Regions from separate parts of the Homo sapiens genome. Here region 2 is linked to region 1. A link is an interaction called in ENCODE POLR2A ChIA-PET data of the cell type or tissue named here. Cell type or tissue: MCF 10A. All regions are shown on one strand. Links, peaks and the distances in the headings refer to the core of each region. The heading gives the core; the rest is flanking DNA. Region 1 holds the start of GPRC5A (G protein-coupled receptor class C group 5 member A). Region 2 overlaps HEBP1 (heme binding protein 1).

Region 1 (14,951 bases), core at 5,410-9,409:
TCATTTCTCTCACCTTCTTTTATTTGCTGGGGGATAAATGTTGTGGCTTGAAGGCAGAGCAAGGAATTTGTGTTCTATACTGGAACTCTAAGTGAATCATCTCACCTGTGAACTATTGTGAAAAAAGCCTATGACTTCAAACTTGTGCAAGATGGTGCCATAGAGGATAAAAACAAGATGGAGGCAGGATGGGATGGCTCACGCCTGTAATCCCGGTAGTTTGGGAGGCCGAAGCGGGTGGATCACCTGAGGTCAGGAGTTCGAGACCAGCTTGGCCAACATGAAACCCCGTCTCTATTAAAAATACAAAATTAGCCGGGCATGGTGGCGTGCACCTGTAGTCTCAGCTACTCGGGAAGCTGAGGCAGGAGAATCTCTTGAACTTGGGAGGCGGAGGTTGCAGTGAGCCAAGATTGTACCACTGCACTCCAGCCTGGGTGACAGAGCGAGACTGTCAAAAAAAGAAAAAAAAAAAGAGATAGAAAATATTATCATTTGTGCTTCTGTGATATTTTCCCTTTTTGGATAAATGATGATTGATTTATTCTAAACTCCTCTGGGGATTGGCAAACTTCATGTTAACTTCTATATCCTAACACCTGATGTGTCACCAGACTCTTGCCTCACCGTCAGGGTGTTCCATTCCATCCCACTCAGCCGCACCAGCACGAGTGATTTTACCGTGAAGTAGGAAAGAGAATTAATGAGAAAGCACTTCCAGAATTCTGCTGGGGAAAGTAAGAGATTATAACATTTTAAGGGATCATCCCAGTTTCAAATATTCACCCCAAAACTGATCCCATAAGCCTTTACAATATCACAACAGCGGTGGGCAGATTGCCTAAGCTCAGGAGTTCGAGACCAGCCTGGGCAATACAGTGAAACCCCATCTCTACTAAAATACAAAAAATTAGCTGGGCGTGGTGGCGTACGCCTGTAGTCCCAGCTACTCGGGAGGCTGAGGCAGGAGGATTGCTTGAACCTGGGAGGTGGAGGCTGCAGTAAGCCAAGGTCACGCCACTGCACTCCAGCCTGGGTGACAGAGCGAGAAAAAAAAAAAGAAAGCATAGGAGTGTTTGTGGAGGAGGAAGTGAGGATGAGGCCTGACCAAGGGGAGAGGCTGGAAGGCAGTTTTGCCAGCTCCACCGCCTGTCTTTATGTGCCGATTCACGAAGCTACCTTCCTTCTTGCCTTTGATGTCAGAAATCCAAAAGCGGGTGAGTAAATGTTACTGAAAATCTCCTGAGTGCTAGATGTAAATTACATCTGATGCTCACCACAACCCTGTGAATTCAGTGTGGTGAGTGCCCTTTCCTTAGATGAGGAAAAAGACCATCATGCTGTTGAGTAGGGTTCAAGCCAGTTCTTCCTAACTCCAATGTTCAAGTTCACTCCCAATTACTGCCTCTAGGTCAGGCAAAGGCTTTTAAGCAGCAAGAACCAGAAGAACAGACTGATTTATGAGGCCTGATCAAAAATGAGGCTGAGGTATGAGCCTTCCTAGCCACTGGCTCCCCTCCCTGCCCTGAGACAGCCTCAGAGAGAGAGCGAGAGAAGTCAGAGGAGATTCATGGAGTGGGAAGGAGAATCCCACAACTGCGCTGGGTTTCATGTCACTGAACCAGCCTGCGTACTTAATGGGATTCTCTAACCCAGCCGTGGGGTTACTGGTAGCACCTCTCTGGTTTCAGCGAAGGGGCTTCGGTTTATGAATTTCCTTGGAGTTAAGACCCTGGGAATGAGTGCAATCTTAAAGTCCATCCCAGAGAAGGTGGGGAAGTTTTTAAAATAGCCTGATAACAATGAGAGGCCCCCTGAGAGGCAGCGCTGGGGCTGGCCAGCCTCCTGACCGCAAGGGTTCCCTACAGACTGCATTCCGGGGCTTCAGGTGTCATCTCTCACTCAGCAGGCACGTGTTTGCCCTCTGCACGTGCCACTCCTGTCTCCATTCCACCTGGGGACTGGGTGTGGGGCGGGGGGGCGGCAGGGAGGGGCGGGGGATGAAACCAAGGCATTGGAGATGAAGCCCTAGAGACTCCTGCTGTGCTAGGTGGACTCTTTTTAGCATGTCACATGCTGGCATATGCAAAAATTTCAAAGGTGTACATTTCAAAGGTGTATTGTTGCTGTAACAAAGTACAAAAAACAGGGCAGCTTAAAACAGCAAAAACACGTATTGCCTCATAGTTCTGGAGGGTGCAAGTCCAAGATCAGGGTGTAGGCAGGGTAGGTTCCTTCTGGAGGCTCTGAAGGAGAAGCATCCCATGCCTTCAGTCTTGGGTTCCTCGGCTTGTAGCAGCATCACTCCAGGCTCTGCCTCTGTCTTCCCAAGGCCTTCTCTGTGTGTCTGTCTCCTCTGTGTCTCTGTATCTCTCTTCCTATAAAGACACCAGTTATTGGATTTAGGGCCACAGGAATGGCTCTTCCTCTCACACATGGCATTGTGACCATCCCTACTTCATGCCTTCAGTGCCCCTCTGCTTCTGAGTCTGGGACTCCAGACTCAAGCTGGCCACTGGACACTGGCCAGATGCCTCTCCTCTTGCCCACAGGTTGTGCTCATACTTTCTTTCTTTTTTTTCTTAGAGTCTCGCTCTGTTGCCCAGCCTGGAGTGCAGTGGCACCACTATAGCCCGCTGCAGCCTCAGCCTCCTGGGCTCAAGTGATCCTCTTACCTTGGCCTCCTGAGTAGTTGGGATTACAGGTGTATGCCACCAGGCCTGGCTAATTTTTTTTTAATTTTTGTAGTGAGGAGGGTCTCACTACATTGTCTAGGCTGGTCTTGAACTCCTGGACTCAAGAAATCTTCCTGCCTCAAAGTCTGGGATTACAGGTATGAGCCACTATGCCCGGTGTGTGCTCACACTTTCTTAACAGGCAGGGCTGACACATGCCTCTGTGCTTCTGTGCATTCTGCCCCCTCTGCATGAAATGCCCTTCCTGATCCTTGCCCCTCTTCTCTTCTCCATCTGAAAAGCCTTAACTCATCCTTTAAGCCTCCCTGCCTCAGTAGTGCCTACTCTGAATTCCGGGGTGAGTATTGACTGCAGCTTTTTGTGCCTGACCGTGGTCCTTGTGCATTTTTTCTGGTGTGACACCTCACACAATGCATTGTTTTTTTTTTTTGGTTTTTTTTTGTTTTTGTTTTTTTGAGATGGAGTCTTGCTTTGTCGCCCAGGCTGGAGTGCAGTGGCACGATCTCAGCTCACTGCAAGCTCCGCCTCCCGGGTTCACGCCATTCTCCTGCCTCAGCCTCCTGAGTAGCAGCTGAGACTACAAGCGCCCTTGACCACGCCTGGCTAATTTTTTGTATTTTTATTAGAGATGGTGTTTCACCGTGGTAACCAGGATGGTCTCGATCTCCTGACCTCGTGATCCGCCTGCCTCGGCCTCCCAAAGTGCTGGGATTACAGGCATGAGCCACCGCGCCTGGCCCACAATGCATTGTTTTTGTTTGATTACTGCCCATCTCTCCACCAGACTGAGCTGCTTCTTCTTTTTTTTTTTTTGAGATGGAGTTTCACTCTTATTGACCGGGCTGGAGGGTAATGGCACGATCTTGGCTCACTGCAACCTCTGCCTCCCAGGTTCAAGTGATTCTCCTGCCTCAGCCTCCCAAGTAGCTGGGATTACAGGCATGCACCACCACACCTAGCTAATTTTTTTGTATTTTTAGTAGAGACGACGTTTCACTATGTTGGTCAGGCTGGTTTTGAACTCCTGACCTCAGGTGATCCACCTGCCTCCGCCTCCCAAAGTGCTGGGATTACAGGTGTGAGCCACCGTGCCCGGCCCACACTGAGCTTCTTAAATGCAGTTTTCTTTTGATTCTCCAGCAGAGTTACATAGAAGACCATTTATAGTTGCTAAATGACTCACTCAATAAACGGACATTCCCTTCAGAGGATAAAGATCGAGTATGGTCTTTCTCGTACTTCTGTTGTATTCCCTACAATGCATGGTGCTTAGGTGGCTCTCAAATGCTTCCAGTGATTGAATGGAAGAACCACTATTAGCAGGAACCTGGCAGGAGCTGTGGTTCACCGACACTAGCAGCTCCAATAAAGTAATAACCTAAGGAAATGGAATTCCTCTCCGCCTTCCTCCAACCAACTCAGGTACTTCTTATATGAGATTTAATTGAGGTCAGGGAAGGGAACAAGTAGCACCTTCCATCCTGCCAGTAAAAAAGCAAAGGGAGAGAAAGGGGAAGCCCCAGGCCTGAGGTCCTGCAGCCGGGAATTCCAAGGCGGCATTAGGAAGGGGGTCAGGATCAGGGCACTGGCAGAGCCGTCTCTTTTCTTGCTTCCTTCCTGCAATCAAGAGTGGGGATCTCGGTGGTGATGGTTGGTGGACATCAGAAGGGAAGGGGTCAGCAGGGACTGAGTTCTGGGACTTCCTGAATGAGGCAGACCCAGGCCCGTGATCTTGGGCCATAGGCCCCCTAACCCCTGCCCACACGTTGCTGGCCTTGCAGCTGAATGAAGGTCCTCTACACCATCAGATCAGCCTCTCTTTTTGGGGGAACATGGCGCCCTTATTGTGGGGCTCTCTCTTCTCCTCTCCTCATTTCCAGTCTGGTGAGCTTTCTTCTGTGTTGCTCAACAAAGCTACCCATCACTTTCAACCGGGTGACACTCTAAGGATGATAACTAGAGTTGGGAGTGAAACATGGGTCTCCAGACCCCCGTCCTACTGTTTCTTTCATTTATTCCCAAGAACCCTCAACCTTGGTCTGCAGACCATTTTAATAGGATGAGAGACCTAGGAAGTGAATGATTCCATCTACTGGTCCTGTCCTTCTTCTCCTCTGGGGCATCTCAAAATCACTCAGATACCCCAGAATCACTCAGCTATTCCACCTGCCCTAGTCCTCCCTGTCTTCTTCCAGAGAGCCAGCCCCCAGGGACACAGGTGCAGGGCCGGGACTGGGAGAGGCAAGCAAGGGGACTAGAGCTCAGGATTTAAAGGGGCACTCACTCTTAAAGTTGTGGAGTGCCTCCTTGAAATCTGTGCTCTGGTTGCCTCATTGGCCTCATCTAGTCCTGGCTTTGTGCAGGCAGGTGTCTCCATAAAGGGATAGGAGGAGACCAAGAGGTTAAGAGGAGAGTAGAAAAGAGAGTACTAAGAGGACAAGGTGGGACATCCAAAGTCAATGGCACTACTCAGGAGGCTGAGGCAGGAGGATGGCTTGAGCCCAGGAGTTGGAGGCTGTAGTGAGCTATGGTGGCCTGTGAATAGCCATTGCACTCCAGCCTGGGCAACATAGTGAAACACTGTCTCTAAGAATAACAACAACAACAAACAAAGCCAATAGCAAAGTGAAGAGCAATGACTGAAGACAGGTTCAGAACAAGCATCCCCACACATGCTCTCTGTCTCACACACCCTGGACCTGCCAGACAGATACCATCCAGAGAACAGTGAACAAAGGAAAGATCAAATACACTCATCACATTCTCATTAGGAGGACCTAATGGGAATGTGGTCCTGGGGAGGGGGTGTAGAGATAGGGTAGGATCCCCAAAACCACATCATCTTTGTTCTTTCACCATCCTCAGACTTGACGTCTTTTGCTCGATGTCATGAAACTCACCCTAGACATGGTGATTCAGACTCCGTGCTGGAAGAGCCACCAGGGACAACTAGTCCTCACTATCCAGTGTGGTAGCCACAAGCCACACACACTTTTTGAGCAATGGAAATGTGGCTGGTCCACACTGACAGGTGCTTTAAATATAAAAGACACACTGGGTTTTTGAGGATATAGTTGGAAACCAAAGAAGTAAAATAGCCCCTTAATATTTTTAAAAATATTGATTACATGTTGAAATGATCATATTTGGGATCATATTTGGGTAAAAAATATACAGTGTTATTAAAATTAATTTTCCTGTTTCTTTGTACTTCTTTTAATGTGGCTAGAAATTTAACATGACATATGTGGGCCAGGTGTGGTGGCTCCCACCTGTAATCCTAGCACTTTGGAAGGCCAAGGCTGGAGGATGGCATGAACCCAGGAGTTTGAGACCAGCATGTGCAACACAGCGAGACCTTGTCTCTATAAATAATAAAAAGAATTACTTGGGAGGCTGAGGCGGGAAGACTGCTTGAGCCTGGGAGGTAAAGGCTTACAGTGAGCCATGATGGTATCACTGCACCCCAGCCTGGGTGACAAAGTGAGAGTGTCTCAAACAAGAAACAAACAAAAAAATTAGCCAGGTGTGGTAATGCACACATGTGGTCCTGGGTGCTTGGGAGGCTGAGGTGGAAGGATAGCTTGAGCCTGGGTGATTGAGGCTGCAGTGAGCCGATTGTGCCATTGTACTCCAGCCTGGGTGACGGCGAGACCTTGTCTAAAAAAGAAAAAACACACAAAAAATAAAAAACAAATGTGGCTTATGTTTGTGGCTTGAATTATAGTTCTATTGTACAATGGTAGTCTAGTTCAACTTCTTGAACAGACGAGAACGCTGGGGTCCGGAGAGAAGCCCTGACTTAGCGGATGGCACACACTATAAAGCACTGTCATTTGCAGTCCCACCAGTCTCTCAGTACCCACCCCCACTCTGCCACACACACCCCTGGGAGTCTTAGGTGTGAAATGGGTGGACTCACAGACCCCTGGGCTGCATACCTCAAAGTGTTCCAACACTCAAGGCACTGCCTGTGGTTTTTTGGGAGTGAAATAAAAACCTAACAATGGTGGGGTCACAGTCTCCAGTAGGTCACATTTTAAAAGCACTTTAGGCTCTGGAGACTTGGGGTGTGGGGAGAAGTGAAGAGAAAGCTGGGGAGCCCTGGGCCTTCCCCCATTTCTTCATATGCAGAATAATCCAGATTAGTTTACCAAGCGCGCTGATAACCACTTTAAAAACAGAGTCCCTCCTGCCTCCCCGTGGCATGGGGTAGAACCTGGCTTGAGCCCCGACACAGGCGGGCAGCCACTCCAGGATCGTTCCACACGTAAACAAAGACGAGTTTCGGTCCGATTGGCTTGATCCTGGAAGAGGAGTGGGCAGTGGAGGGAGGGGAAACCAGGCACCAAAGCAAATTCCTTCATTTCATAATTTCATCTGGCGCCCCCGTTCAATCAGCCTGCATTGTCGAGGCTTTAGGAGAGGCAGTTAGGAAAGGAGAGATACTGATCTCTCAGCCCCAGGGCAGCACTAATGGTGCCTGTCTAGACTCTGACAGGTGGAGCTGCTGAGCTAACTACGGACCTGGTGGGGGAAGTTTTCCTTGGCTTTCACGTGGCTTTGGCTGGGGAGCCCTGAGAAGGTGGCTGCCTCCTTTTTCTGAAGCCTGGCTTCCCATACGGCAGTGGCTGGGGGAGAGTGATGGAGAGAAAGGCTAAGCTAAGGTCAAAGAAAGTGGAGGAAGGCTGGCTTGTCCCGCTGGACTTGACGGCGGAGCTGCTGCAATCTCGCGGGCTGGGCCCTTGCCCCGGGTGGACCCGAGTGCCTGCGGGGAGGCGGGTGTGGCTCCCCCGGGAGGTGACAGCTGGCGGGGCCCGTAAGGAGCTGGTCTGCTCCGGCTCCCCTCTCGTAGCCGGCGCCCTGGGACCAGCGCGTGAGCACGTCTCGGAGGAGTCCGATGCGCTGGGCAGGGCCGGGTGGTCACCCCCGCCCAGCTTCCAGGGGTGACTGTGCCTCTGACGTCAGACGGTTTTTGGGTCATTCCCTGGCACGGGGACTTTATTTTCATAACAGCATGAAGTGCCGTGGAACTGGAATAGGCGTGTCCTCTCCCTCGACCCTCCCCCTCCTTGTCCCTCTGCTCACCCCTCGCTCGTTCCCTCCCTCCGGCGAGGGCCGCCTTTATAACAACTGCTCAGAGTGCGAGGGCGGGATAGCTGTCCAAGGTCTCCCCCAGCACTGAGGAGCTCGCCTGCTGCCCTCTTGCGCGCGGGAAGCAGCACCAAGTTCACGGCCAACGCCTTGGCACTAGGGTAAGTGAGGCGCCAGGAGCCCAGAGCGCTGGGGCCTCCGGATTTAAATCGTCTGGGGAGAGCGGGGCGTTGGGAGGGGTGGGATAGAAGAGGAGAGAAATCCTGGTAATGGAATACAGTTGGCTATGAGAAAAAAATTCCCTAGGAAACAGTTCCTCTAGTTTAACAACTCAGATTTTTTTTTTTTTTTTTCCCCTTTGCGGGTTTCCTAGGCTAAGATAGAGGCAGAGAGCAAAGAGATAATCAGGGTAATAGTTTCTGCTCGGACACATTCTACAAACTTTGAGTAGATGGAATCCGGCCAGGCAGGAGGTGAGCAGCTCTGGGATCACTCTGCAGGAAAAGAATAGAGGGAGAAAGATCTCAGAGGACCCGAAGGTACTGGGAGTGGAGGGGGAGTGGGAAACAAGGGGCAGGGGCAGGAGGGAGGACACGGTGACAGCTACTATTTTACCCAGATGCTGCAAAAAGCCCTTCTGAGTTTTGGGAATTAGATCTAGAAGCCCATCCCTTTTCTCTTGATGTGTGGGCGGTCAGTTCCACTCTGGTGTGCCTTGAGTTGCTCAGAAACCTGGGACAGATGAAAGTTGAATGTGCGCTGAGAGTGCACCTTCCACTACCGACTTTATGGATAGGATTTGGGAATAGCATAGATGCTGTTCCATCTGGTCCCTTAAACATCCATGGGGAAGGCTGGCAAATAGCTTTATTTTATTTTTTGAGATGGAGTTTCACTCTTGTTGCCCAGGCTGGAGTACAATGTTGCGATCTCAGCTCACCGCGACCTCCACCTCCCGGGTTCAAGCGATTCTCCTGCCTCAGACTCCCGAGTAGCTGGGATTACAGGCATGCACCACCACTCCTGGTTAATTTTGTATTTTTAGTAGAGACGGGGTTTCCCCATGTTGGTCAGGTTGGTCTCAAACTCCCGACCTAAGGTGATCTGCCCGCCTCAGCCTCCCAAAGTGCTGGGATTACAGGTGTGAGCCCCCGCGCCCGGCCACAGATAGCTTTAAACATCCATGGGAAAGGCTAGCTAACAGCTGAAACCTGCTCAGAATCAAGGAATTTGAAGGACTTTCCATTCCTGACTTCTTTCCATTCCTGATTGTCTCCTCAGAGGCTTGTGTAAACACCACACCTGTTGAAGGGTTCGGCCGAATCAGCCACTGCTGTGGGTTCATTCCTGAAGGGGAACACTTCAGCTACTTCAGACACAATGGGCTAGGGACCACGGGAGGGGTGAGGGCGGAGGGGGCACACACCCTCCAGGTTTGCATGCCGGTGTCTGCTAGGTGAGGGAAGGAATGAGGGGAAGGAAGGGCCGGGAGAGGCGCTACGTGGGAAACAAGGGACCTCTCCAAGGGCGTGGAGAGGTGAGTGCCTCAAGGGCAGAATGGAATGAGCAGAACCCTTTGGTTTCCCGGGAAGAGCTCTCAACCTTGAGTCAGGAAGACTGATTTCTCCTCCCAGCTCCGCAGGAACATGGAACTGTGATCAGGCAAGGGGCTGGGCCTGAGTTCCTCATAGGGGTCTTGGGGAGGCCCCCAGTTTCCCCTCCTGTGTTTCGATTCTGGCCCCTCTCCATCTGCACACGTCGCCTTGGAAGTTCCCTTTAGAACTGGCTTTTTTGTATTCTAGTCTTGAATGGTAATCGAAGACAACAGGGTATGAAGAACAATTTTGACGGCGTGATTTTATTCTTCTCATTCTGGGTCCACTACTATTTAAAGTCCCAAGATTAAGCTGAGGAATTAATATGGTGGTATAGTAAACAATAAATTGAGGAGTATTTTTGCTTGAGGAATCTTTGACTTCCTGAGTAGTTCAGGGTGTTTGCTTCTTTTATTCTCATTTTTATTGCACTGTGGTCAGACTATATGGTCTGCACATTTCTTATTTTCTAATTCCAGATTTGTCTTTGTATTCTAAATATGCTCATTTTTGGCAAATGTTCCATTTGGACCATGGACCATAGTTCCTATTAAGCAATCATAATAGAGTAGAGATGGCAAACTATGGTCCATGGACCAAATATGGCCTATAGCCTCTTTCTGTAAATAAAGTGATTTTTGTTTTGTTTTGTTTTGTTTTTGTTTTCGTTTTTTTGAGATGGAGTCTCGCTCTTGCCCAGGCTGGAGCGCAGTGACGTGATCTCGGCTCACTGAAACCTCTGCCTCCCGGTTTCAAGGTTTCAAGCCATTCTCCTGCCTCAGGCTCCCAAGTAGCTGGGATTACAGGCGCCCGCTACCACGCCTGGGTAATTTTTGTATTTTTAGTAGAGACAGGGTTTCACCATGTTGGCCAGACTGGTCTCAAACTCCTGACCTCAGGTGATCTGCCTGCCTCGGCCTCCCAAAGTGCTGGGATCATAGGCATGAGCCACAACCTGTAATCCACTATTTTACTAAAACACAGCAATGCTCATATGTTTATGTATCATCTATGCTGCTTTCATGCTACAAATGTGTGGCTTGCAGAGTCTTAAATTGCTTATAACCTGGCCCTTTATAGAAAATCTATGCTGATCACTGATATAGAGGATCTGAATTATATGATTAGTAATGGAGATCTAATAAGATATGAAGATAGAGAATATTTCTATTTAAGTATCCATAGAACATTTACACAATTTTACCATGTTCTTATTCATATTGTATATTTTATCTGCCAAGGACTGGTAAAGAAGTATGAAAGTCTCATGCAACTATAGTATTGCCTTTGGGTTCTCCTTGTATTTTCAGCAGTTATTTATTTATTTTGAGACAGGGTCTTGCTCTGTTGCCCTGGCTGGAGTGCAGTGGCACAATCTTGGCTGACTGTAACCTCCACCTCCCAAGCTCAAGTGATCCTCTTGCCTCAGACTCTTGAGTAGCTGGGTCTACAGGCACCCACCACTACACCTGGCTAATTTTTAAATTTTTTGTAGAGATGGGGTTTTGCCATGTAGCCTAGGCTTGACTCAAACTCCTGGGCTCAAGCAATCTTCCTGCCTTCACTTCCCAAAGTGCTGGGATTATAGGTGTAAGCCTCTGTACCCAGCCTTCAGTACTTTTTGTTTTACGTATTTTGGTGCTATATTAGTTGGTGCATAAAAGTCTAGGATGGTTTTTTTTTTTTTTTTTTTTTTTTGAGACAGAGTCTCGCTCTGTCACCCAGGCTGGGGTGCAGTGGTGCGATCACGGCTCACTGCAAGCTCTGCCTCCCGGGTTCACGCCATTCTCCTGCCTCAGCCTCTTGAGTAGCTGGGACTACAGGTGCCCGCCACCATGCCCGGCTAATTTTTTGTATTTTTAGCAGAGACAGGGTTTCACCGTGTTAGCCAGGATGGTCTTGATCTCCTGACCTCGTGATCTGCCCGCCTCAGCCTCCCAAAGTGCTGGGATTACAGGCGTGAGCCACCGTGCCCGGCCCAGGATGGTTTTATCTTCAGTGTAGAGCATCCCTAATTATTATAAAACAAGCCTTTTGGTCAATATAATATCTTTTTGCTTTGATTACAACTTTGTATGATATTAAAACCTTAACTTCTACTTAATTATTTTACCTTGAACAACTTACTTAACTTTGTGTCTGACACATAATACTTGTTAAATAAATATTATGTTAGTATTTCTTTTTATTTTCATTTCTTTCTGTTCTTTTGCTTTTAACTCTTGTGTATCTTTTTGTTTTAGGTTAGGTTCTTCTAGGTATGATATAGTTTAGTCTTTTTTTTTTTCAAAATAGTTACCATTTACATTTCTTGTAATAATAGTTACTTGTTATTGTCATCTAATTTTAGGCTATATGGTTTGGTTGTCTCCATCTCCTTCTGCATTAGACAGTATATATCATATCATATTTTTAGATCTACTAGCAACTGAGTAGATGGTAGTGCCATTCTCAGGGCTTTGAAAGATAGGCTTGTAAGGAGAGGTGATCAGTTTAGCTTTGAACTTGTTGGATCCAGTGAATATTACCCTTATGTATCAGAATAAGATATTTAAATGAAGGGATCTTTGAGAGCCTTAAGATAGTATACTAGTAGAGGGCCGGCGCGGTGGCTCACACCTGTAATCCCAGCACTTTGGGAGGCTGAGGCGGGCAGATCACGAGGTCAGGAGTTCAAGACCATCCTGACTAACACAGTGAAACTCTGTCTCTACTAAAAATACAAAAAAAAAAAAAAAAAAAAAATTAGCCGGGCGTGGTGGTGGGTGCCTGTAGTCCCAGCTACTCGGGAGGCTGAGGCAGGAGAATGGTGTGAACCCAGGAGGTGGAGCTTGCAGTGAGCCGAGATCACGCCACTGCACTCCAGCCTGGGCAACATAGTGAGACTCTGTCTCACAAAAAAAAAAAAAAAAAAAAAGGATAGTATACTAGTAGAGGACTTCACTTTATTTTCCTATTTTCTGGAAATTTCATTTCTTTGAATTCGGGCATAAGAGATTTAGAAGCTTCACTCAAATATTAAGCTTTATTTAAAAAGATGATTTCCAGTATTTCATTTTATATTCACATTAATCAAGTCTACATGTTTCGTTTAGAGTAACAGGAAGATGGTAATACGCCCAGGGAACTATCTGGAAGTGTAGAAATTGGGATGAACACCGTGGTTATACTTGTTTTGATCTGCCTGTGGTGCTATGATGACTTATTTTCTCTCATTATTGCATAGAAACTCAATTCAGTGATGTTATTCAGATGTTATTCATAAGTTATTGCCATGATTCATCACTTTTATGTCATCAGAGTTGGGATGGCTACCCAGAATAGGGGATCCTGGAGATTTCCCTGTAGACGCTTTGCATTTATAAATAATCCTTTATCAAGGGCAGAGGGATTTCTGTAGGACTTCTCCCTTAGAAGAACTCAGCCTGGGTAGAAATACGAGGATTAACATCAGCACATATTCATCTCCAAAAAATTTTCCTCCCCATTACTCACACTTGCCAATAAATAACTTGCTTTGGGTAAATATTCAGCACTCAGTCTTAGTCCAAAGCATTTGCTCAGCAATCACTGTGTAGAGTACAGAGTAAGGGGGATACCAACAAATAGAAGTTTGCTCTATTTTCTTAAGAAGCTTGTTGTCTGGCCAGGCACGGTGCCTCACGCCACCTTCCTATCTTCCTAGGAGATAGATGCCACAAAGAAGCTTGTTGTCTGATAGGCAGCTCAGCAGTGATATTAATTTGTAATATATAACAAAGATATGGAAAAACTTGAGTGCCAAGAAATATTTAATTGTAAAAACCATGAAGAGATCGACACATTTAGAGTGCAATAGGATTTCAAGTCCAGGTGTGATGGCTTACGCCTGTAATCCTAGCACTGTGAGAGGCTGAGGTAGGTGGATCACTTGAGCCCAGGAGTTCGAGACCAGCTTGGCCAACATAGCAAAACCCTGCGTCTACTAAAAATATAATAATTAGCTGGATGTGGTGGCGCATGCTTGTAATCCAAGCTACTTAGGAGGCTGAGGCACAAGAATCGCTTTAACCTGAGAGGCAGAGGCTGCAGTGAGCTGAGATCATGCCACTGTACTCCCAGGCTGGAGTACAGAGCAAGACCCTGTCTTAAAAAAAAAAAAAAAAAAAAGGCCATAGGATTAATAGTAATAATGATAATAATTTAAAAAACTCATGATAGAGGTTAAATCTTGGGCAAAGTTTTGCAGAAATATGGTAAGTGGATCATAAATAGGAGGGAGAGGATCTTTCTGGTTAGGAGAATAATTCATGTGTTGAGGCAAAGAGCATGAGAAGACCTTAAATGAACCCAAATTCCCTTCCAGATGGAAAATACAGAACTCTAGGAAGATTTGCTTGCCTTGCACGGAGGTGGAGACGGGAGTTAGGGAGGAAGGAGGAGATAGGTGGGAGGACTAATTGGAGAAAGGCCTTGAAGCTCAAACTGGGGCTGGATCTGCCGTGACAGACAAAAAGGAGCGAATACGCTTCTTTTTTTTTTTTTTTTTGAGACCATGTCTCACTCTGTTGCCTAGGCTGGAGTGTAGTGGCGTGATCTCAGCTCATTGCAGCCTCTGCCTCCTGGGTTCAAGCGGTTTTTGTGCCTCAGCCTTCTGAGTAGCTGGGACTACAGGCGTGAGCCACCATGCCTGGTTCATTTTTGTATTTGTAGTAGAGATGGAGTTTCACCATGCTGGCCAGGCTGGTCTCTTAACGCCTGACCTCAGGTGATCTACCCGCCTCGGCCTCCCAAAGTTCTGGGCTCACAGGTGTGAGCCACTGCGCCCGGCCGATAATTTCTTTTTAACCTCCTTTGCGGACTCCTACCTAGATGAGATGGTGCTCCACATGGTTCTGTCCTTGGCTTCCCATGTGATCTTGTCTCCTCTTGAGGCTTCAGATACCACTCTAGGTGATGACTGCCAGTCTGTGCTTACAGCCCAAACCTCTCCTGAGCACCAACCCATATGCCCACGGTGCAGAGACAGCACAACCCAGTGTCAAGGAGCCTGGCTTTTAAGAGTCATGTAATCTTGGGCAAGTTATGTAATTTCTCTGTGCCTCAGTTTCCTCAGCTGTTAAAGGAAGGCATAATAATAGGGTTGTTGTGAGGATTAAATAACACCATATATGGCCAGGAGCAGTGGCTTGTGCCTGTAATCCCAGTACTTTGGGAGGCCGAGGCGGGCAGATCACCTGAGCCTCAGGAGTTGAAGAGCTGCCTGGGCAACATAGCGAGACCCCACCTCTACAAAAAATACAAAAAGTAGCTAGATGTGGTGGTGCGCACCTGTCCCAGCTATTCAGGAGGCTGAGGTAGGAGGATCACCTGAGCCCAGGAAGTCGAAGCTGCCGTGAGCTGTGATTGTGCCATTGCATCACTCCAGCCTGGGCGACAGAGAGACTTTGTCTCAAAAGAAAAAAAAAAAGAAAAAAGAAAGGAAACCATATATGGCTCAGAGGAAACTCTCAAGAGGACTTGGGTCTTTTGACTTGTTATTCCTGGATAGCTCCACGTGCAGGTCGCATATTTATCAAAGAGCCAA
Region 2 (14,951 bases), core at 6,080-10,079, 85 kb after region 1:
ATTATGTAAGAAGGGGCAATAGTCTTGTGTTTGTATTGGTGGCATAAGAATTTCTTTTAGCTGAGTTTTACTATATGAGAGAAAACAAGGGCTGCTAATTTGACAAGCGGCAAATAGGTTGCTGCTGGGTATCTATGCTGCTTCTGGAGTTTTGATCTCATGGAGTTTGTTCATCTAAATTCCAGGCAGTGGCACATACCCTAGGGACACAGGGATTATCTCACTGCCACTCTGGCTGAGCCACGGAGTAAATTATACAGGGATGAGGGAACACCCACCCAGCATACTCACTGGTAGATTCACACCCTGTCTTATTTCCTTTCTTGCCAGCCAGGGAAACCAGCCATTGAACTAAGCATTTAGTGTTGTACTGCAGAGCAGATAAGAGCATGGGCTCAAATTCTGACTCTGTCACGGATCATCTGCGTAGCCTGGAGCATGCTAATGAGCCTCCCAAAGCTGCCCCAGTTCATCTGTACATGGGGTAGAGATGACAGTGCTAGTGAACACCTCATAGGGCTGTGTAGAATACATAAGGTAGTCCATGTAACAAGTTTGCACAGTTCCTGGGACGTGGTGAATGCTCAATGAATATTAGCTATCAGTAGCTCTTATTTTTTTAAAATTCCAGCCAATCTACATTAATACAACTGAGCATCTATGGTGCACACATCCTTTATGCTATGGGTGTGGGGTGGGGATTATAAATCATAGAGAAAAAGGAGTGTTCCTGAAGAGACCAAGGAAGAATTCAAAGACGTTTGAGCTGGACTCTAAAGGGATTGGGGATTGTAGGTATGGGAGCAGTGTGAGTGAAGGCATGAAGGAGGGGCGGTGGGGAGGCTGCCAGGGGAACCAGCAATAATTCCAGTGCTGCTGGAGGGTAAGGAACCCAAAAGGGAGCAAGAGGCAGGATATGAGAAGAGGCTGGGGTTTGAGCCCACTCTTGAAACGACTTTTTTGGCTGGGCGTGGTGGCTCATGCCTGTAATCCCAGCACTTTGGGAGGCCGAGGTGGGCAGATCACTTGAGGTCAGGAGCTCAAGACCAGCCTGGCCAACATAGTGAAACCCCATCTCTACTAAAAATACAAAAAAATTAGCTGGGTGTGGTGGTGCACGCCTGTAGTCCCAGCTACTCGGGAGGCTGAGGCAGGAGAATTGTTTGAACCGACGAGGTGGAGGTTGCAGTGAACCGAGATCGCACCACTGCACTCCAGCCTGGGCGACTCAGTGAGACTCCATCTCAAAAAAAAAAAAAAAAAAAAAGACTTTTTGATGAGGGTCTAATTAATTCATTGCCAAGGAGAGAGGAGGTCTTTTTACCCGAAGTTTGATTATGCAATAGCTCTTCATTGCCTACACAAATTTTTGCCATACCTTCAGCCCATTCTGGCATTTCCACCTTACATGGTTTGATTCTTGATTCTGAATTTGCGGATATTGTTTGGGTCTGTCCCCAATTCCTCTAGAATAATGTTGCTATAGAAACAAAATTACTTCTAAGGAAAAAGGCTAGAGCTAGTTAGAAATATAAATTCAAAGGCAAGATCCATGGCATTCAATCAACTATATACCCACCAATGCGGCATGCTATGAAACTTTAATTACTGTGCTCAAGATCAAAGTAACATTACTCAGGAGTGGAGAAGCCAAATGTAATTAAGGAGGTCTTTCTTAAACAAGTGATGACCAACTAACTCCCTGAGCTCAGCCAGGCCTTCCACTGTATTTATATACAGTCACCCAGGGCCCTTAAACACTCACATGAGCATGAGAATGTGGTGTTGTGCTGTGGGACATCCAGAACAAATTTTACTGGGTGAGGCTCACAAAACATACAAGGAATATTCATGCCTCGGGAAGATGGCTTCTGGAGGAGGGAAAACATCCTTATATATGCTAATCTGCAGAGGCAGCAGCTTTATTTATTTATTTATTTATTATTTATTTTTTTTGAGACAGTCTCGCTTTGTCACCCAGGCTGGAGTGCAGTGGTGCGATCTTGGCTTACTGCAACCTCCACCTCCTGAGTTCAAATGATTCTTGTGCCTCAGACTCCTGAGTAGCTGGGACTACAGGCACATGCCACCACACTTGGCTAATGTTTGTATTTTTAGTAGAGACAGCATTTCACCATGTTGGCCAGGTGACTCTTGAAGTCCTGACCGCAAGCAATCCACCCGCCTCTGCCCCACAAAGTGCTGGGATTACAGGTGTGAGCCAACGCGCCTGGCCGAGGCAGCAGCCTTAAGGCTGTGGTCCTGAGCATTAAACCTAGAGTACAGTTTAGATTTTATTAATATCTGTATTCTCCTGGTTACTGCTTTCCAATTTACAATCTAAAATATTAGCTGTATGCTCTAATCCAGGCCCTAGAGAGGAGTGAGATGGGGCCAGAGGGTTTTTCCATCAGTGTATTTTGGGAAAGATACTGACAAGAGGATGACTGGGAATCAGGAAAAAAGATTGCTTTACTAATCCACAGATGGACAATTAGAAATCCTAGTCTCATTGGTTCTGTTTTTCATTCTTAAGTCCAGAACAAGGATAAACTTCCTTCATTTTCCTAGCTCCTAATCCCTTTTTCTCTTAATTCACTCTATCACTATCATCCAGTCACTTGCTATGGCTTCGCTGTGGGTAGGGGACTGAAGATGCTTCCTCCCTTCCTCATCTTGACCATGCTCCACTGTTTTGGGTTTTCAAAGTGGGAGAGAGGAGAGATGGGGGAAGCAGGAGACATCATGAGGGGAGGCCGCTACTGCTCCTGAGCACTAGCTCATATGCTTGGTTCAGAAGTGAGAATAGGCCGGGTGTGGTGGCTCATGCCTGTAATTCCAGCACTTTGGGAGGCTGAGGCGGGTGGATCACTTGAGGCCAGGAGTTCGAGACCAGCCTGGCCAACATGGTGAAACCCCCGTCTCTACTAAAAATACAAAAATTAGCTGGCCATGGTGGCACATACCTGTAATCCCAGCTACTTAGGAGGCAGAGGCAGGAGAATCACTTGAACCCAGGAGACAGAGGCTGCAGTGAGCTGAGATCACGCCACTGCACTCCAGCCTGGGTAACACAGTGAGATTCTCTCAAGAAAAGAAAAAAAAAAAAAAAAAAAAAAAAAAAAGAAGTGAGAATATAGAATTGAAGACTATGATCCTCTGCAATCTGGCCTCAACCCATCTCTCCAGCTGTTTCCCATCTTCCCAAACTCTTGACCTCAGGTATACGCATCTTTACATAGTCTCCTTGCAAAAGACACTGTTGATCAGCTACCTCAGAGCCATTCTAAATATTCTTCTTCCTTGCTGCTCCTCACTATAGAGGCTACAAAACCCAACACACACTCTCTCTTGCAGCTATGGATGGCCCTGTATGTTAGTTTTGGCCCATGAGATAAAAGTAGAACTCTGATGGGGAAACTTTTGGGAAAGCTTCTGTTTCTTCATAAAATGGGACAGATGCAACTGATACAGCCTGTCCTCATCTCCCTAATTTCCTGCCTTAAACATGGATGAGATGGCAGGAGCTGCATCAGCCATCTTGCAGCCCTGAGGGAGAGAGAAAGGCAAGTGCAGAGACATCAGCATTGAGTACTGAACCTGTCTCTGGATTTCTTGCTATGTGGGAAAAGAAAACCTTCTTGGCTTAAGCTACTGTTGGTTTTCTGTTACAGTTTCATGCATTCTTAAATGATAGATCCCTGAGCTAGGTGCTGGGCATACAATGGAGAACAAAGCAGGTATGGGGCTCCTCCTTATCAAACTTACAGTCTTGTGTGAGAGACAAAAAAAAAAAAAAAAAAAAAAAAGAGGAAATGAATAAGTTAAAAAATTACATTCCATGATGTCCAGCACTGGGCTCTGATCACTCCGGAGGACACAGTTTTCCCCAAGACCATGGCTACCTGGGGATCTGAGAGAAAAAGGAAAATAATTATACAGTGGTTTGTATTATGAAAAAAGCAAAAATATAATGGTATGATGGAGAACTATAGGGGAGGCTGACTCTATTTTAGCTAGAGGGGCCATTGAAGGCCTCTTTGAAGAGGAGGTAGTTAGGATCTGTAGGATGAGAAAACCTGGCCATTTGAAAAGGAAGTGAAAAGGGTTTTAGGCAGACAAAACAGCTAGTGCAAGGGCTCTAGGGCAAAAAAGGGCTGTGTGTGTTCAAAGTCCACTGTGGCAGAAGGGTATTAAGGGAGAGATTGGAAAGAAAGAAGTAGTCAGAAGGGGCCAAATCACACAACGCCTTGCAGGTCATAAAATGGAGTTTGAATTTTAGTCTAAGTGCAAAATAAGAATTTTAAAGCAAAGATCCATTTGGAAGTTGTGTAGAAAATGTGTCCAAGGGGGCAGGAGCAGAAATGTGGAGACCAATTAGAAGGCTGTTGCAGGACTTCAGGCAAGAATGATGGTGATACATCCTAAGATGGTACCAGCAGAGATGGCTTCAAGATGATTTAGGACTTGGGTCAGTAGCACTTACTGATGTAGTGGTTTGATACACACTGATTACCTTCTTCCTTTTTTATTCTCTGGCATTTCTCCTATATAACTAGCCACTTTTAAACAATATTTGTCGGCTCTTTTCTTCTGCTTGTCTGTAAATATTAGGGTTCCTGAGTCCTTACCTAGATTTTCTTCTCTTCTTACTCCTGGCCTTTCCTTGGGAGAGTTCATAATTCACCTACTCCATCTAGATATTTGTGATGTCCAAACACATCTCCACGTTAGGCTTCTATTTGTAGCATCAGACCCACACTTTCAACTGTCCACTAGATAGCCTCACTTGGATGCTCTGCAGGCCTAAATAACCTTTGCGGACAGATTAACAGGGAAAAAATATTAATAGGAAAAAATATAGATTTTTATCTGATGTTAATATTTCTATGTGGCATGGAGGACTTCACAGAAAAAAGTGAAAACTCTAAAGCAGTTAGATTTGAGAATTATATACCATTTTAACAAAGAACAATACATTGTGGAGACATGACAAAGGAAAAAGGGGTTTGGGCTGGAAGGGGGATGGGAAAGTGACTAGGAAACATATCGGGGAAACTGATGGAAGAGAAGGGCAATTTTAATAAGGTTTGTACAGACTCATCTTGGCATTGACTCCCCATCCCTGGTGATAAGCATGTTCTCCTCTTCCTAGTAGAATGAGAGCACCTTTCTCAGGGGAAATTTACATACTGCTTTTAGGTAGAAAAGGGGAGGGCAGACAGCACTTCCTGTATCTGCCATTTCTCCATTGCCTTCAGCTCAAAATAACCAATTTGCCACAGTGGCATAGTTTGGAGCAATGCTCTGCTCCTCTTCAAACCTTTTCCTTATCTCATTCACCAGTCAGCCACCAAGTCCTGTTAACCTCTTCTCTTGCTCCAAACTGTCTACTTCTCTCCATCCCCACTGCCATGATCTAGTTTTGACCTCCATCATCTTTCTCTTAGTCTTGTGACTGGTCTCTCTGTCTCCAGTCATATCCTTTTTTCAGTTTATTTTCCATACTGTAGACAGAACTTTCTTTCTAAAACATGACAGTATCACGTTCCTGCTCAAAGCTGCCCATGCACTTTTCAGTTTTCTTAAAACAAAACTTAAACTCCTTGACATGTAATAAGGCCTGTGTGGCTGCACTTTTGTCTTGGCTCCAAGGCTTCTCAAGTGTGGGAGCCTGTGGAATCCTCAGCTTCCTCACCTGTGTGTGGGAACAGCAGTACCTTTCTCACAGAGTTGCCCATGGAATAAGTGGGGCAGTGCATGCAAAGTGCTTGGCATGGTGTCTGATAGTCAAGGCTGGGTGGCTGACGGTTTTCACCCTGGATCTTCAGAAATGGTCATGGCCCATCCCTCAGAAGACTGCTGAAAGGACTCCAGGAAAGATGATGACATATAGCTCTTGTTCCTCTCCTTAGGAAACCCCACTTTATGTCCAGTAAGAACTCTTCATGGTGAGGATTAAAGCTCATTTTTCTGTTTCCTATAGAAACAGCAAATGGGGTGTGGGTGGGTGCTAAGGTGGGTTTCTCCCTGAAAACCTGTCCAGCTGTCGTAGGGAGGGCTGCTGAGAGCGTGGGGCCCTGATGCACTATGAGGATCAGAGTACCTCCTACATGCCCTGGGGCCCACTGAGAGCTTCATCCTCCCCTGCTCACTCACGGGCTCTGCTCCAGCTCAGCTGCCATCCGGCTTCCTGCTCACAGCCTTGCATCTGTGTCCTTCTCTGCAGGCCAAACTGCACCTTTTCTTTCCTTCCTATCCTCTTCAGTTAATGAAACTGGACCCCAGCTGCTTCTCATCTCATCCCCCTAAACCAATCCTCCTGGAAAATCTCCTGTCTCCAGGGTAGTCTGTGCACCATAGTGCAATGATTTTTCTTCTTGGTCTGCTCTTGTGACTCCTGGAACCCTTCGCAGACCACAGCTGCAAACAAAATCCTCAACTTATAATCACAGAGTGCTACATAACAGTCATGGGAAATGTCTAGTTTAGGGATGGTGTGTGTCCTGGTATCTTTGCGTTTATATTCGGAAGGACTTGGGAGCTCTAAATATAGGGTTCCTGCAATGGTAAACACCATCAATAGTACTCATACCTATATTACCTTCAGGACTGTAGAACCTTGGAAATAATTACACTTATGATTTGTCTCAGCTGTTTAAGTCAATGCCTTTTATTTTTAGTTTTTCTGAAGACAAAGCTCTTATAAGAATCACAGATGAAAGATCAGGCACAAATCACATTTTCCCCCTTAATAACAAAATACAAATCCAATAATTTTAGAAAATCAGTTTTTAGTGACCCAGATGCCTGGAGAAAAGCTGCCAGGATTTTTCTGGTCTATCGCAGAATTTTCTACATCAATGAGAAGGATGCTGCATATCTTGGCTGTATTATTTCCTACTGTGAGAAAAGAGACTTAGTATATGGAACATGCTTTTTTCAGAAAATTGGCAGTAACTGACTTTGAAGGAAAGTTGGTTAAGTTGGACTTGCAGCTGGAACTTGGGAAGCACTGTCCCCTCCTTACCCCCGAGGAAGGAGACACAGAGGCACACTTCCAGTAAGTTCTTGGTTCAGTGGGTCACTCATGTCTTCAACAGCCAGATCTCATTGCGCCGTCCGTAGGGCTTCATGGGAGGGTCATAACCCGTGCAGAAGTAGATGTCCCCCCGGTAGGTGGCTGTGCCCTCCAGGGCAGCACGCAGACGGGTGGCTTGTGCTACGTAGTCTGCTTCCTTGGCATAACCACCAAACTGCCTGGGGGTTCAAGAGCAAGGGCTGGTTACGAAAGGACATGACCTCTGAGAGAGGGGGGATCTTTAGAAAAAAGTCACTCACCATGTTTATTATGACAAGCATGCTAGAGTGGTAAGACTGGGGACTGAGTCACCACTTCCTAGATGGGTTGATTTTACCTCTCTGAGCCTCAGTTTCCTCATCTGAAAAAGGAGATATATTTTCTTTTTCCTCTAGAGTTTTGAGTGTTAAAAGCAGTAATGGACGTGAAAAACTCTAATGCGGGGCCTGAAACAGTAGCTGAGTATAAACGTGAGCCTCCCTTTCTTTCCTGAAATACCCAAGGGGACAGCAGGTTTGCTTTCCCAAAGGCCAAGCCTTCACCCTTTTCTCTGGCTCCCTCTACTGCCCGGCTGTACCTCTTTTCTGCTGCTCTGTCACCACCTCTGGAAGGAGGAAGTCTACAGGGGACTTCGGGCAGAGCTGCAGTGAGTATGGTGGCTAATGCCCCTTCCACAGCAGAGCAGCTCTAGTGACTGAGTTCATCACAGCAGTGACTTGTAGCAGCTTCATTTAAAAACAGAGCTAGGCTAGCCTGGGCAACACAAGACCCTGTGTCAAAAAAAAAAAAAAAAAAAAAACAAACCAAAAACCAAAACTAAAAAAGTAAAAATCTCAGAGCTAACAAAGGCAAAGACCCAAGGAAGACTTGGGAGGGCCCCACACAAGCTTTAAACATGCCCCAAATAAAGAAATCACTTCTCATAAATCCTTTCTTCTGCTCAAATCATGAAAGCCTTCTTTTTCTAGTAAGGAAAGAGACTGTTCCTAAATCTGGTATTTCTTTTGATGGCAGAAATTGGGGACAGAGAAGCAATAAAGCCTTTCTTTTCAAGATTATTATTCTCTCCCTTACGTCATGTGCTTCTGTTCCAAAATTTGTCTTGTAGCCTAGCCTAAATATACCACTCTAAATCTGGGTTGCACTAAAATTTTTATTAGAGTCAAGTACATCCCGATTTCTAATGAGCTGTATGACTCAAAAGTCTGAATTTGCACCAGGCCAAGATTAGGCCAAATAATGCATTATTTTTGGTGGAGTCCTCTGAATCATGCTTTGCTCTTTTACAAGTGGTTAGTCATGCTGGACAAGCATTCAGCATGTGGATTGCAGCATCACTGATGTGAACACCCAGGATGTTTTCTGTAATGGATTGGTTGTTCCAATGTCTAGACAACAGCTACAGAACATGGATGAAACTGAGACCAATTTTGAATAGCAGAGGCTTGATTCTTCAAATATATTGAAGAGATTATAAGGGAGATGAAGAAAGTTGGGCTCTAGCTTCATTGAGGTTCAAATGAGAGGAAACTGGGTTAGTAGACAGACAATGAACATCCAGGAAAGACTTTTTTCAGGCAATAAGAGCCTGTAAGACACTGGAGTTTTTTATGAACCATGTCTTTAGTTGGAGAACCATTTGTCTGAAATGAATCAAGTGCTGGAGGTGGAAGCAGGTGTTGAGTGCTCTCTGCACCCCCTACTTGTGCTGTGACACTGAACTGTTCTCTAGGAAAAGGGACAATGTTGGCTCTTTAAATACTGATTTTGGAAAGCTCCAAAGGAGTGCTCCTCAAATGTCTTCCTTCATCAGTTAGAGGCAAAATGGCTAGTGTGTGCTCAAATCCTAGTGCTGCCCTTTCTAGGTCTTAAGCTAATTCTAAAATTTCTCAAATCTTCAGGTTTTTCACTGGTAAAATAGGGATAGTGATAACATCAATCTTCGAAGGCTACTGTAAAGATTAAAGGAGAAAAGACTATGCAAACTGCTCAGCGCAGAGCCTGTCACGTAGTAAGCTCACAACAAACAGTAGCTATTATTGTTACTTGGCAGTTTGCTCAGAAGAGCCTTTTAATTCCCTGACTCCAGGGTGAGGGACATGATGGTAATCTAACGAAATACCATGTAGCTGAGTGTTGTGGTGCATGCCTGTGGTCCCAGCTACTTGGGAGGCTGAGGCAGGAGGACTGATCAAGGCCAGGAGTTGAGGCTGCACTGTGCTATGATCACATCTGTGAATAGCCACTGCATTCCAGCCTGGACAACATAGTGAGATCCTGTCTCCAAAACAAAAACACAAAATACAACTAAAAAAAACCATAGTAATATTATGAACTGGCTCAATGAACAATTCTCACTTTCTCAATTAGGCCTATTCTTAAAATGCTTTGTTACCTTGTAAACCCCATTCTTTAACCCCATCCCAATCTTCTTCCTATGTTTTACTTTTTCTTTCTTTCTTTTTTAACAGCACTTATCACCTTTTAACATACTATATAATTTACTCATTAAGTTTATTGTTTATGGTTTGTGTCCTCTGATAGAATATAGGCTGCACAATGGCAGGATTTTTGTTATTTTTTGGTCACTGATGTACACTGAGCACCTAACACAGTGCCTGAATATGTTGGACCCCTTGGTTAAATGAACAATTCTGGGCTAAACAATGAAAGTGATGTCTTCAGCCTGACAGAGCTAAAGATGACAGCACTTAGGACCTAGTGAGTGAAGTGGTTACATAAGTTTCACTCACTCATTCACATAATAAACATCTGAGGGGACAGTGGTGGGAACTGAAACAGGAGAAGTGGATCCACTGCAGCCAGATGCGAAGGCCTTGAATGCCATGCTAAAGAGTTTGAACCTCATCCTATATGCACAGGTAGACCTACGAAAGGGTTTTTTTTTTTTTTTTTTTTTTTTTTTTTGAGACAGAGTCTCACTCTATTACCCAGGCTGAAGTGCAGTGGCGCAATCTCGGCTCATTGCAACCTCTGCCTCCCAGGTTCAAGTGATTCTCCTGCCTTAGCTTCCCGAGTAGCTGGGACTACAGGCACACGCCCAGCTAATTTTTGTATTTTTAGTACAGATGGGGTTTTGCCGTATTGGCCAGGCTGGTCTCAAACTCCTGACCTCAGGTGATCCACCCGCCTCAGCCTCCTAAAGTGCTGGGATTACAGGTGTGAGCCACCACGCCCGGCCTGGAAAGGGTTTTAAAGTAGAGGACTGGCACGATCCAATTGTGCTTTGGAAGGATCCCTCTGCTGGCAGTGGAGGGACAGGGGAAATGGCAAGGGGTTGAGAGATGTGGGGCCACCGGAGCCCAGGAACAGCCAAGTGTGAGATGATGAAGGTGGGAGAAAGGCAGATTTGAGAGGTACCTGTATGTGGAGGGAGGTAAGAGAGAGGAAGGAAGAGAGGATTCTCCAGGGCTTCCAGTTAAGCCTCTGGGTAGAAGAAGATGCCGCTAACCAGAATAGGGATTAAAGGCTGAAGAGTAACATTAGGCAGGAGGGGCAGCTGTAGGGGTGTTCATGATTTAGTTTGGGGGGCATATGAATATTAAGGGCCCTCTGTGAAATACATTCATGCAACAATTATTATCTAAATGTGTGTCTGACCATGTAAAAATCTCCTTAGACTTGGGACAGAACTGGAGTCAGAGATACCAATTTGGGAAGGAGAAGGATCTAGTGACAGAAACTTGGGAGTGCCCAGTGGGTAGGTACTGGCTATAATCATGGTAAGAAGTGACATGTGGTAGAGATGTTGTGCAAACAGCAGGCCAGAAGCTTGCTCCTTAGAATCCTAATATCTAAATGGTGGGTGAAGAAAGAGGACCGGTCAAAGGACAGTGAGAAGGGGCTGAGAAGCAGAAGGAAACCCAGCAGAGAGTGAGATGGAGAATGTCATCACTCAGGGAGTCCTAAAATTCACTCCGGGAAAACCCCCAATTCTTTACATTTATTCCCAGGCAGACTGAAATGCTGGTAATGCAGATAAAATTTTCCCTATTGCTTCATCGTAGAATCCTTTTACTGGAAAACAAACAAACTGGGTGGGCTATGGGAACAGATACATGAGTTCTCCTCTCTGCTAATTTAACCAACCACACTGACTCCCATCACAGAACTGCACAAACAAGCCAGAAACTGAACCCTACCCGGAATCCCCTGGTGTATGAAGGGAGCCTAGCTCTGGCTGACTCTGCTTGTGTTCACAGACACTTTGCCTCATTGGTTCGTGCCTCAGCTTCCAATCTGGACATGGAGCACAATAACAGTGGGCCCACTGCTCTCCGAATTCCTGCGCGCACTTGAAGGTGAGTTAAGAAATGCTCATAAAGTGCTTTGAGCCCCTAAAAGAAAGAAACGTGAAGTCTATACATTATCTTTGTAAGCCTGTGAATACGTCTTTATCTATAAACGCCTCATCTTGAAAGAAGCTCTCCTCCAGGGCAGTGTTTTATCTCACCCAATGTCAGAGCTCAGTATTCTGAATAAAGAATTTGGTTACCATGGGAACTGAGGAATCTCAAACATACACACACCCCTGATTCCAGAAACACAACAGGAGCTGACTCAAAAGGTCTGGAAGAGTTAGAAAGGGGAAAGATGACACAAGCAATAGTGAAGGCTAGTGGAGGGAAGTGGGGCTTTCGTCCAAGGAAGCAAAAAATCATAATGTGTTATTTTTTAGGGAGTGTCTGGTGCAGGCATGCAGGGAGGAAGAATGACTCTGAGCTTGACCATTCAACTTCGAAACTTTAACATCAATGGATCAGCACACACTGGTGTACGGTCTGCTATGCATGCAGCCCTGTGCTAGGCAAAAGAAGTATCAGACCAGGAACTGACAGCCTCACTGCAACAGGAAGAGAGGCTTCACACAATAAGCGTTTCATTCAACCAGGCTGGACCTGTGCTTATTGAGTTGAACATCACTGAGCACAAAATGCAAGCCAGACACCATAAGAGCTGTAAGGATGATAAAGATGTCTTTCTACCCTCGAGAGCTCTAAGTGTGGTCAGGAGAGAAACACATGCAAAGATTATGCTGGCTGGAAGGAAATGCTGGAATGAAGGTGGAAGGTACATCCAGAATGTTCTGGGGGTGAGGAATAGCGAATGATGGGTTCTGACTTAGAACATGAAGGGAAGGTATTAAGAAAGAGGTGATATTAAGCATTTATTGAGCATCTCTACTTTTTTTGTGTATGTGACCTTGTTTGGAAATACAATATCTCTTCTTGATGCTGGCAATGAATAGTATGACAACCTTCTGTCCTCACAGAGCTTCCAACAAACAGAGGCTGTGGAGGGTTGAGAGGAGCTGGGGACATATGAGCAAAGGTCTGGAAGTGGATGTTGTGTCTGGGGTGGGAGGCATGTTGGGTGGTGGTGGGTGGGACGCTCTGAGATCAGGTTGACATGGGAGTGGTGCTATGTGTGGAGGGTGGTCAGTGCCATCACAGGGCATTTTTACTAGGCTTTACTGCCTGGTCAAACATTTGGCACCCAAAGTTGATCCACCCTCTCCTAGTGGAAATGAAGCATCTCATTACTAACTGGGCTTTTGTTCAAACCCCAACATCTGGTTGGATGGGCCTGAGGCCCCCAACCAGAGCTGAGCAGCCTCTGGGGAGGCTCAGTTTCTGAGCAAAGACAGGCGATGTGATCAGTCCTGTGCCTTAGGCAGGTGGTGATAAAAGGACACTTTAGAAGGGTCAGAAATGGGAGAGCTGGAAGCCAATACCATGGCAATCATTTGTGCAAGAGATGATGAAGACCTGTGTAGATGGAAGGGAAGGAAGGGACAGCTGGGAGCTGACCAGGATGAGCCAATAATTAGATGCAGAAGTGAAGGAGTCAGAATGACATTGGAACAGGGTGGGTAGGAGGAGGGAGGGGACCATCACTAAGACAGAGAACACAGAAAGGGATCTGATTTTGCGTGGAAATCTGCGTTGTGTTTTGGACATGCTGATTTGGGAGATACTTGAGGTGGTGATGCCTCCTGGGAGCTGGAAATATAAGGCTGGTGCTTAGGAGAGAAGGCAGCATGAGACGTGTTGACCCGGGCATCATCTACAGAGAAACAGCCTGAAGCCCTTGCCTGGTGGGAGTTTATAAAAGACTTACGGGATAACTGACAGCTATCAGGGGGAGAGAAAATGGTGATTAATTAGGCTGAGACACAGAATCTTATCATTGGCAAGGCTTTTGGACATGAGGTGGCTTAAATATTAGAGATATTTAATAAATGTTTGTCAAATCAAACCAAACTTCCCACCTAGTGCAAATGTCACATGGCATAAGTGTCACCCATCTATCCAGATGGCACTTGAATTCTTCCAGGGGCAAGGACATTACCTCATGACGTCCATTTTACTGTTAGACACCTAAAATAGTTCCTGGTACAGAGTAAGTGAACAAGAAATCCACTATCTTTTGAATGAAGGAATGAACGAGTGGGTAAATCACATTGTCTCAGGCTCCATGCTGAGTCTGATGGGATGGCAAGACATTCAGGGGAGACAGACAGAGGTTAGGCTGGAAAGTTACCAACACACTGGTGACAGCTGAAGCTATGATGGGGACCAAGATCTTTATGGGACAGAGCAGAGAGAGAGAAGCACAGGAGAGGCAAGGATGAAGCTCTTTTGTTCATGTATCCATTCACCAACTTGTTTTTGTTTTTTATTTAGAGACGGGGTCTCATTATGTTGCCCAGGCTGGTCTCGAACTCCTAAGCTCAGGTGATCCACCTGCCTTGGCCTCCCAAAGTACTAGAATTACAGATGTCAGCCACTGTGATGGCCAATTCAACAGCTTCTTATTGAACACTTGTTATATTCTAGCCAAAGGCCCTGCCCTTGGGAAGCTTGCATTCTAGTGGGGAGAGGGCAATAAATAAATGAGCAGATAGAGATATATAATGCAATTGATTATAAGTGAAGCAAAGCAAAATAAAGCTGGATAAGAGGACAGAAAAGGACAGGGTGCTATTTTCAATAGAACGGCTGGACAAGGCCCCTTTTAATCAAAGTGAGGGGGCAAAGCAGGGTGCTAAGACTGAAAACCCTTGGTCCCAACTTCCTGTGGTTACAAACAGGGTTGAATTATCTAGGAACATGGGCAAACACTGGTCTGTAAATCTCCTAAGTGGTAATGTGGGAACCCCCTAAGAGTTTAGCAGTTGAGCTCTTTCTTCCAAACTTCTCTTTCTCTAGGCGGAACTTCCCAAGCTGCCAATGGCCTCCATTGGGGCCTGGTCATTTAGAGGGAAAAATGACATCAGCAACCTAGGTGCTGACAGCTGACAAAGTTCTTTCAAATGCACAATGAAACCGGCCTTTGCAATCATGCCTTAGAAATCTTATTTTATAGATGAGAAAACTGAGGCTCAGAAAGATTAAACAACTTGCTGCAAGTTACAAAATTCATAATTATTGGAGCTGAGGTTCTAACCCAAGTGTATCTGCAGTAACTTTGACTTTTTTATTGTTAATTCTAATAAAACTTGATCAAATTCTCAAAGGGAGGTGAAGTTAGGAGGAGGAGAATAGGCTAACATTTACTGAGTGTCTACCTCATGTCTAGGATTGAGTAGGTATTTACAGGTATTATCATATTTTATCCTCACAACACCATAAAAGCTAGGTACTCATGCCCATCTTACAGATGAGGAAACTGAGGTACAGTGAGGCTGGCAATATACCAAAGGTCCTATGGCCACTGAATGATGAACTGGGTTGGAGCATAGGTTACCCTGAAAATAAACTCCTGGTTTCCAACTTTTTCCTTTATATCTAGACATTTCATTTAAACCGTGAAAGTTTCATTAAGACCATCAAACTTCTCCTGCTGT

The links. ChIA-PET counts read pairs that join two places held together with the same protein. Peaks named below come from ENCODE experiments on the same cell type or tissue, not always from the same donor. Only the 100,000 strongest peaks of a DNase experiment are listed, where the experiment ranks them.
Region 2: POLR2A ChIA-PET joins it to region 1 with 12 read pairs; 8 of 35 experiments call an interaction of 5 or more read pairs at or near these places.

What each region holds. Positions count from the first base shown.
Region 1 is chr12:12,883,714-12,898,664 of GRCh38, forward strand. It overlaps GPRC5A (G protein-coupled receptor class C group 5 member A), which reads left to right and starts at 7,849. Exons shown (of 4, transcript NM_003979.4): 1 at 7,849-7,951. In MCF 10A, for the core only: CTCF peaks have their summits at 6,973 and 7,173; DNase peaks (open chromatin) are centred at 7,218, 7,768 and 8,488.
Region 2 is chr12:12,968,220-12,983,170 of GRCh38, forward strand. HEBP1 (heme binding protein 1) reads right to left here. Exons shown (of 4, transcript NM_015987.5): 4 at 6,651-7,260. The coding sequence ends at 7,089. GPRC5D-AS1 (GPRC5D and HEBP1 antisense RNA 1) reads left to right here. Exons shown (of 3, transcript NR_149067.1): 2 at 11,305-11,403. It overlaps LOC124903100 (small nucleolar RNA SNORD88), which reads left to right and starts at 3,834; the gene lies at 3,834-3,924. In MCF 10A, for the core only: a CTCF peak has its summit at 7,681 (motif pointing left); DNase peaks (open chromatin) are centred at 7,652 and 8,352.